2 separate regions of the Homo sapiens genome follow, and region 2 is linked to region 1. The links are chromatin contacts, found by Hi-C or POLR2A ChIA-PET in ENCODE. All regions are on one chromosome and are shown on one strand. The core of a region is the stretch at or near the end of the contact, and the rest is flanking DNA. Distances in the headings are between cores, read along the strand shown. Region 1 holds the start of VWA5B2 (von Willebrand factor A domain containing 5B2). Region 2 holds the start of FAM131A (family with sequence similarity 131 member A).

Evidence for each region. A loop is a pair of places that touch in the nucleus more often than their neighbours do. ChIA-PET counts read pairs that join two places held with the same protein, here RNA polymerase II (POLR2A). Pooled maps may share reads with other maps.
Region 2: a loop to region 1 is called in a pooled map, with 4 times the contacts of the local background. The contact joins the promoter of FAM131A here to the promoter of VWA5B2 in region 1. A Hi-C loop is called at or near these places in 4 of 50 pooled maps. POLR2A ChIA-PET finds 5 or more read pairs at or near these places in 2 of 52 experiments (GM12878 and activated B cell).

Annotation. Positions count from the first base shown.
Region 1 is chr3:184,226,937-184,231,267 of GRCh38, forward strand. VWA5B2 (von Willebrand factor A domain containing 5B2) reads left to right here and starts at 2,649. Exons shown (of 20, transcript NM_001390846.1): 1 at 2,649-2,777; 2 at 3,444-3,731; 3 at 3,811-3,981. The coding sequence starts at 3,593. RefSeq lists a silencer at 2,417-2,756.
Region 2 is chr3:184,335,986-184,340,263 of GRCh38, forward strand. FAM131A (family with sequence similarity 131 member A) reads left to right here and starts at 1,615. Exons shown (of 6, transcript NM_144635.5): 1 at 1,615-1,733; 2 at 2,402-2,544. The coding sequence starts at 1,646. RefSeq lists silencers at 1-248, 165-365, 289-358 and an enhancer at 2,157-2,768.

The sequences.
Region 1 (4,331 bases), core at 1,399-3,898:
AGGTGTGAGCCACCGCCAGCCAGTTAAAAGCTTTTATAATATCCATTACTATTACTCTTGTAATGCAGCACTTATCTCAAGCTACTGTAACTGTATATTTGTCTGCCCTTTTCACTAAAGTGTGAGACTCTCCTAGGCAGAAGCTAAGTCTTTTCAGCTCAATATCCTCCTATGGGCCAGGCGCAGTGGCTCATGCCTATAATCCTAGCACTTTGGGAGGCTGAGGCAGGCAGATTGCCTGAGCTCAGGAGTTCAAGACCAGCCTGGACAACATGGTGAAACCCTGTCTCTACTAAAAATCCAAAAAATTACCCAGGCATGCTGGTGCTCGCCTGTAATCCCAGCTTCTCAGGAGGCTGAGGCAGGAGAATCACTTGAACCTGGGAGGCAGATGTTGCATGCAGTGAGCCGAGATCGCTCCACTACACTCCAGCCTGGACGACAGGGCGAAACTCTGTCTCAAAAAATATATCTATATATCTATATCTATATGTATATCATCTATATCATCTATTCTCCTATGACTACCACGTAGCCCACCCCATGCTATCCCTCAGCCCGGCCTCAGATCTGGAATCTGGTTCCTGTGCTGTCCCCTTCTGCCCTTGGCTGTCATGCTGCTGCCTCACCACCAGAGGGCCTTCCAGCTGGGCCTCAGAGACCCTTCTTACTGCCCCACCCAAGGTGCCAGGCAGCCAGCACTGGCTCCCCACCCCCTGCCCCTCATCCTGCAGGGTGCCCTATGCTTTTTGTGGAGCCATTCACCTGTCTCTCCCTCCATTTGCCTCAGCTAAGGAGACCTTCCTAGCAAGATCTCAGGGTTGGTCCAGCTTTGCAGCAAAGTTTGACTTCTGCCAGTGTGTGTGTCTGGTCTCTGATAGGGATGCTATCTTCCTGGGAGGCTGTCTTACATCTAAGCTCTCCTCAGGACCAAACAGAAGGACCTCTTTTTCCATTTCCATGTGTCGGAGACCTCCCTAATGACTGCTATTTGCAACCTCATGTTTGTCCAAGGGCTACATGTAGCTCTTGGTTCATTTGTAGAAGGGGCAGAGCACAAGGTGCTTGTGGAAAGGTGGCCACTGCCTGGACCTTTGTGAGGCCCTCAGGGCCAGGGCTGGTCCTACCTGAGGCCCTGGATCACCTGGAGGGACCATCAGCCCATCCACTGTTTCTCCCTAGGCCTGAAAGAGGGACCCTCGTTCAGGATGAAGCTGAGAACAGACTCAGTAGAGAAAGGGGGAGAGAGGTGAATGGAACCATGACCCAGGTAGTATGGAAAGAGGGCTAGGACCCAGCTGGAGCTCCCTGTGTGTTGGGTACGTGTGACTGTGTCTGTGCTCCCTGTATCATTCCTGTGCATTTCCACCCATGAAATTCCCTGGGAAAAGGTCAAGCTCTCTCCACCATGCTAAGTAGGGTGAGCAAAGGAGATGGTTGGGGTTGAGGGCTCAGATACTCAAGGAGGCAGGGATCCCCCGGGGGGATGATCCCTGGTGATAGTGATTGAAATCAGAAGGAGAGAGTTAATGCGGAGGAGTGAGAACCATGGGCCCGACTCGAAAGCTCACTTCCTACTGGCTGTCCTCCATCCCCAGCTCTCCTCAAGCTCTCTCTGCAGAATCTCAGTATGGCATCTGCCAAAAAGCTTACATGGATGATCCCCAAACATGGTCATCTCCTCTCACTTCCCCAGGGCTCTCAGACTCTTCCTTGGGGGACCTGGGAGAGGTTTTCCGGACCTTCCTACTTTTTGACAGCATAACACTGTCAAGCACATGCAAAGTCTGCCAATAACAAGGGGCCCTCCTGACAAGCAGAGATGTTTTCTCTTCAGGGCTGCGGTGATGGGTGGGGGTCACTGCTATGAGGGGACGGTCTGCAGCCATAAGAAGGCTCTTCAGGCTAGAAGGCTTCACTCCCAAGGCCCGCACAGCTGAAGAGACCAAGGGGTTATAGGCTGAGGGCGCTATTGTGCACACCCTCCCACCCCAGCAGAAGTGGTTGGCACTGCAGCGATGCCAAGGCCGGCTGCTTGGGGGTGGGAGGAGGTCGCTGCAGTGATGAGGAATCCCTGCTTGGAGTGAGTGGTCACTGAAGTGGCTGCATGAACTAAAAGTACCTGCAGGGATGGGGGAGGTTTTCTGCAGTGATGAAGAGCACTTTGCAAAGGAAAGGGGCCAGCTTCTTGGGGGAAGAGTCCTGCGGTGACGGTGATGGGGGGCTGGGGGGTTCGCTGCAGTCAGGAGGGAGGGTCTCTGCAGCGATGGGAAGCAACCCAGGGCAGGGGGTGGGGTGGGCTGGGGAATGGGATGCCGTCGTGGTAATGGGATAGCTGGGGTCGCGGCAGTGTCGGTGGCACTTGCAGGACGCCTGATTCCTGAAGAATGGAAAGGGTGGGGTCTCTGAGGCCTCGGTCCTGCAGTGACGGGGATCCGTGCGGCGGCGGGGACGCGGTCCCTGCACTGCGGTGCCCAGTCTGGCTCGGGCTGCCGCGGCTGGCGCGGAGGCGGTACCGCGCCCGAAGGAGGGGGGAGCGCCAGCCCCGCCGCAGCAGCAGCAGGCGTGGCCAGGGCAGGCTGGAGGGGCGGCCTCTCGGAACGGGGGCGGGACCACCGCCGGCAGGGCCCGCGCCCCTGCCGGGACTCAGAGCCGCTGCAGCCACAGTCACGAACTGGCGGCCGGCAGGTGCCGGGACCGAGGGCCACCCGGAGCGCAGAGGCGGCACCACCCACACGGATCCCGTGGGCACCTAGAACTCCGCGGAGGGCGCGACGGTGAGGCTGAGACTGCCACAGGGAGCGGGGCGATCCCCAGAGCCAGCCCGCGGCATCCCCTGCGCGGGCCGCGGCCACTGCAGGTGCCCCCTCCTCCCACATCAGCTCTGCCGGGGTAGGGAGCGGTAACCTGGCGGCTCCCACGGACTCTCCCTGGCCCGACACCTCTCCCGGGCTTGCCTCCCAAAGACCCCCTCTTTTCGCTTTCCCAGCTCGTTCTTCCCACCCTTAACCCCTCCACTCCGGCCAGCACCCCCGTCGGATGAGGCACCAGGGAGAGAAAGACCAAGGCCCTTTCGGCGCCCCATCCACCCTGCCCCCGCGATCCCTCGCAGGGCCGGGGGCCTCCGGGGGGATTCGGGCCCTTTAAACCTCCGCCTTCCCGGAGCATCTTCCATCTCCACCCGCGCCGCTTCCGACAGCTGGCGGCCGCGGGGGGCCCCGGGGGGCCGGCAGGTACGGGGGTGGCTGCGAGGTTGGGAGTGGGCGGTGGAACAGCTGTGACCGCCCCCACCCCCGGGGGAGCCGCGGCGGGACTGCTGGGCGCCGAAGCGCGCGTTAATCATTAACCCTCCGCGGCCCGGCTGCCCAGGTAACGCGTGAGGATGCCCTCCTCGCCACCACGCCTGCCGCCCCCTTATCTCCCCCGCCACCTGTCGCCCTCAGGAGCTCCCGCTCGGCCTCGCGCCCCGGCAGGCCCCGTCCGGGTGCTGGAGTGAGACTCTCGCGCTGGCCTCTGGAGCGCGGGGTGGGCGTCCCGTCACCCTGCGCCCAGCTTCCCCGGCCCGTTCCCGCAGGGCCGGCCTCCCGGCGCCATGCCCGGCCTGTACTGCCCCTCCAGCTGGACGCCGCTGCCGCTCACGGACTCCTGGGTCCGGGCCTGCGCCAACGGCCCCTGCCTCAGCGTGCGGGCCCGGCTCACCTACCGCAACCCGCAGCCGCAGCCGGTGGACGGTGAGGCCCGGGTGGGGCGCGGGCGCGGCGGGGGGTGCGCCGGGCAGGGTCCGACGCCGCCTCCCGCCGCCCTCCCCAGGCGTGTTCGTGTACCCGCTGGCCGAGGCCGAGGTGGTGTCCGGCTTCGAGGCCGAGGCCGCCGGACGGCGCGTCTCCTTCCAGCTGCAGAGCCGGCGCCGCTCGCAGGCCGCCTGCTGCCGCGCTCTGGGCCCGGGGCTGGGGACCCCGACGCCCCGCCGCTGCGCGCAGGGTGAGTTCCGCGCGCCCGCACCCGCGCTCCTGAAAGCCGGGCGCAGCTCAGGCTCCCGCATCCGCTCGGCCTCCGCCCGTCCCCCGCCTTCCTCCGGGCACTGCCTTGTGCATTCATTGGCTCATCCTGGTATTTAGCAGTCGTGGGCTGGGCACCTGACCTGCGCCAGGTGCTGGGAGAACATGGCCCGGAGGTTCACAGCCTGGGAGACAGACACAGCAGGCAGCACAGGGCTTGCGGGGGCGCCAGCAACCCTTACAGCCCAGGAGACCGGTCTCTCTAGGGGGCTGCAAAGGGAGCCTTCTCCCCTGGTGGTCCCCTCCGGCCCCTTACTATTTTAGGCTGCACAC
Region 2 (4,278 bases), core at 365-2,864, 110 kb after region 1:
CTCTCACGGGCTCTCCCCTCCCCAGTGTGGCCGCGACCCTACCCTCTGCAAGGCGATGGCCCGCGCCCCGAGCGCAGGCTAGCGTGCCTGGGTGCCCGGCCATGGGCTGTATCGGCTCTCGGAGCCCGGCGGGTCAGGGTAAGAGGCGGAGGCCGGGTACGGGTTGGGGAGTCGGGCTGCGGCCGCCGGTGCGCGGGCCGCGGGTGGGTGGGGGCCTTGAGGAGGGGGCCGGTGTCGGGAGAGGGAGGAGCCTGCACCGGGAGGCGGGCCAGGCAACAGGAGGGAGCGGGAATGAGCAGGGAAGGGGCCAGACCGACTCCGGTTCGCTCCCACGGCCTGCCTGCCTTGGGGTTTTGCAGGGCAGACGCATGGTCTCGCCGCTGGCTGCCGTGTGCCCACTGCTCAGGGTGGCCGGAGACGCACAGCCCCGGGAGGGGCTGGGCAGCCCGATGCCCCCACCACTCCAGCCCTCGGCGACTGGCCTTGCGCGCCCACACACACACTCCCCTCCGCCTACACCTCTGCCTTCACAGTCCTGGGAGTGGCCCTGTGCTGGGAACCTGCTTCTCCCAGCCGTGTCCCCATCTTCTTAAAGAGGTAGCCTTTCGGTCCTGGCTAAGCACCCTACCACAGAATTTTTGTCGGACATTGACTCCCCTCTTCAGTCAGTCGGCGAAGGGGGACTGAGGTCCCGTTTGGGGCACCTGTGAACACTGAATCACCTCTCACCTATTACAGTTGTTTTAATGTCCTGCCCCCACTCAGCAAAAACAAATCACTCTACTCTGTGGAGGGAAAGAGGAACCCAGAGGCAGGCCATCAGGGCTTCCTTCCCACAGTGCTGACCCCTGCCTGGGCCTCGGTTTCCGTGGGTGGCCATGCACACCGGGCCTGGCCGTAGTCCTGTGCATCAGAGGTCGGCCAGCTTCCTTTACTCCGGTGTGGTGGATTTCTCCACGCATAAGGCAAGGCAGGACTGGGTTTGGGATGGGTCCTGGACCTTCAGGGCAGGTGGTCAGTCACACAGGCCTTGGTGTGGTTGGTACTTGATGTTCTTTGGAGCTAAGACTGGCTGAGATTTGTACTTCCCTTGAGGAATTCTGGGATTTGTAGTCCTAAGTTAACCTCGTGGCTTTTGAAGCTGAGGAGCAGCTGACTGCTCTGATCTCTCTGGCCCTATCAAGGCTTGGAGTTCAGGAAGTCATCACCTTCTCTTGTCAGGGGTGAGTTTGGCTGACCTCAGGACTGGCCTCGAGAGCCCTGGTTAGGTACCAGTTGGGGGCCAGGGATGGCCTGTAACCTCCTGTTTTCCTTCTGGTTGGTAGCATTTCTGGGGACCAACAGCTGGCCGAGGCTCAGGGATAGAGACGGCTGCTCCAGCTAAAGGTCAGTTGTGATGTACATTGCCTGTTGGCACTGTCTAGGGAATGGGCCTCAGCTCCCCGAGTCCCAGAGAGCTTGGCTGAGCCCTGGTGTTCCCACCTCCTCAGAGCCATGAGGCAGGAATGTTCTCCTTATGTGACTAGGCACAGGTTCCAAATGGGGAGGGGACTGGCTCAGCATCCGGAGCCAAAACAGGAATAGAACTGGGAGCTGAGCCTGGAGCGGTTCTGGGCTTTTGGTTCTCTGCATCAACACAGCCAGCATGCCTATGATTTCTGTGCTGGGCAAAATGTTTCTGTGGCAGCGTGAAGGGCCTGGAGGACGATGGACTTGTCAGACAAGTCGCAGAGGTGAGACCAGGGATCATGGATGTGATCTGGGAGATGATGGGAAGCTGAGCAGTAGGGTGCTTAGGTGGAAAAGGAAAATTACTCTGGCTTAGATATTAAGAACCAGGCTGAAACAGGGAGAACCAGGCTGGGGCCAGACAGGGCATCAGGAAACGGCTTCAGGGGACAGGGGTGAAAATCAGAAAAAATATCATGAGTTCGTCAGAAAAGAAGAGTAAAGAGCTGTGGACCAGCTGAGGCTGGCGAGAGGAAAGAAGGCAGCAGGAAGAGAGAAGGAAGGCAACCCTCCTGCAAAGGGTCCAGGGTGGCGGTGGTGGGGGGGACAGTGATGGCGGAAGAACTCAGTGTGCTTTCCAAGAGGAATGGGTAGGCTGGGAAACGGGAAGGAGAGTCAGAATTTATCATTGTTTGGTTTCACCCTAGGGTTTTGAGGCAAAATTTATCCAGAGCAGGAAGGTGGCAAGTGGGCTGCCACAGAATGGCCCCAGGGGCCCGAGGGTCAGTGATGTGTGGGATGGGGGCTTTTAGAGTTGAGGAGAGCACTCAGTGGGCGCTGGTCTTCTGGAAGGTGGGGGAGGGGCCGAGAAATGATACGGCAATACTGGATGAAAATGGGGATCTCTGCAGAAGTAGGGGCACAGCTCAACAGCCTTTCCCCTTCCTCTCAGTGTCCTCGGACCCCGCTTGGGCTGTGGAGTGGATCGAACTTCCTCGGGGTCTCTCTCTATCCTCTTTGGGATCTGCTCGAACCCTCCGAGGCTGGAGCAGGTCCTCCCGCCCTTCCTCGGTGGACAGTCAGGACTTGCCAGAGGTGCTGGGCCCCTGGTGGTGGGGGGAAGGAGGACGTCATCCATATAAAGGGGATCTGCAGCCCCCACCCACGCCTGGCCAGCCAGCTTCTGGCTCCCTTTTCCGGCGGGCGGAGGCGCTATCCGGCGGCGGGCCGGGAGGCCGCCCCCGTGCCGGTCTGCTCTGCTCGGCGCTGTGCCAGCAGGCGGAGAGCTCGCGCCTTCCGCGCTGACGTCAGCGCATCCCGGGCCGTATCCCGGGAGACCCTGTTGCGTGGTGATGGGTTGCCAGGGAGACATACACCTTTTCTCTGGGCCTGGGCCGCAGCTGCGCGGAGCGCCGGGCACGGATGGCGGCGGCTGAGGGGAGCGAAGCGAGGGAGGGAGAGCAAGCTAAGAAACACCCAGCAGGTGCTCCCCCGCCTAGGCCTGGCTGGAGGCTACTGGCGCCACCCTGGGGGCCCTGTCAGCCAGGTACCCAAGGGGAGGGATCGAGGGTGGGCCTCAGGTCAAGGGGCAGTGTTGGCTGCCCTTGTGAGGGACGGGAACGTGATAGAAGAGAGCTGGGCAATGCCGGGGAGGGATGTGTGCCTCCAACTTCATTAAGTGAGGGAAACATTTGCTGGGGCTTGTCAGGGAGCCCTGAGCCAGGTACAGGGTGGAGTTAGGAACTTACGTGCATCAGACTTAGGCCTTGCCATCCTGAGCTCCCTCGGGAGACAGACAAGGGCAATGATGGGGGCGGGGTGTGTCAGAGAAAAGAAGAGGCTGTCGGCTGAAAGCATTATTTGCAGGTGACACTTGAGATGGGCCTTAAGTGATGGCAAGCATTTTTTCACGTAAGGATGGCATTCTTGGCCCAGAGGAAAGCTGAGTTCCTTTTCCTGGAGGCAGGCGGGCTGCTTGCTGACAGGGATTGGTGGAGAAGGGTTTTTGTTTTTTGTTATTTATTTTTATGTATTTATTTATTTGAGACGGAGTTTCGCTCTTGTTGCCCAGGCTGGAATGCAATGGTGCGATCTCGGCTCACCGCAGCCTCTGCCTCTGGGGTTCAAGCGATTATCCTGCCTCAGCCTCCAGAGTAGCTGGGATTACAGGCATGCGCTGCCACGCCCGGCTGATTTTGTATTTTTAGTAGAGGCGGGGTTTCACCATGTTGGCCAGGCTGGTCTCCAACTCCCGACCTCAGGTGATCCGCCTGCTTCGGCCTCCCAAAATGCTGGGATTACAGGCGTGAGCCACTGCGCCCGGCCTGAGAAGGGGGGTTTTATTGGGCAGAGGAGATCAGCAGTGGATTCAAAGGAGGCTTGGAAGGAGGCAAGGGTGTCACAGAGTGGGATCCTTCAGGGCCTGGGTATGATGCCTGCACTAACCTCACTGGACAGTAGCGTAGGCTAGACAAGATTTTAGAGATGTGTTGTGACCAGCTGCACTCCAGGAAAACTGTTTACATTATATCTTACCTCATTCATCCAGCCTTTGCATTTTTGTTTGCTTGTTTTTGAGACAGAGTCTTTTTCTGTCGCCCAGGCTGGAGTGCAGTGGCACAATCTTGGCTCACTGCAATCTCCGCCTCCTGGGTTCAAGCAATTCTCCTGCCTCAGCCTCCTGAGTAGCTGGGATAACAGGCACCCGCCACCATGCCCTGCCCATTTTTTAAATTATTTTTAGTGGAGATGGGGTTTCACCATGTTGGCCTGGCTGGTCTCAAACTCCTGACCTCAGATGATCTACCCACCTTGGCCCCTTGGCCTCCC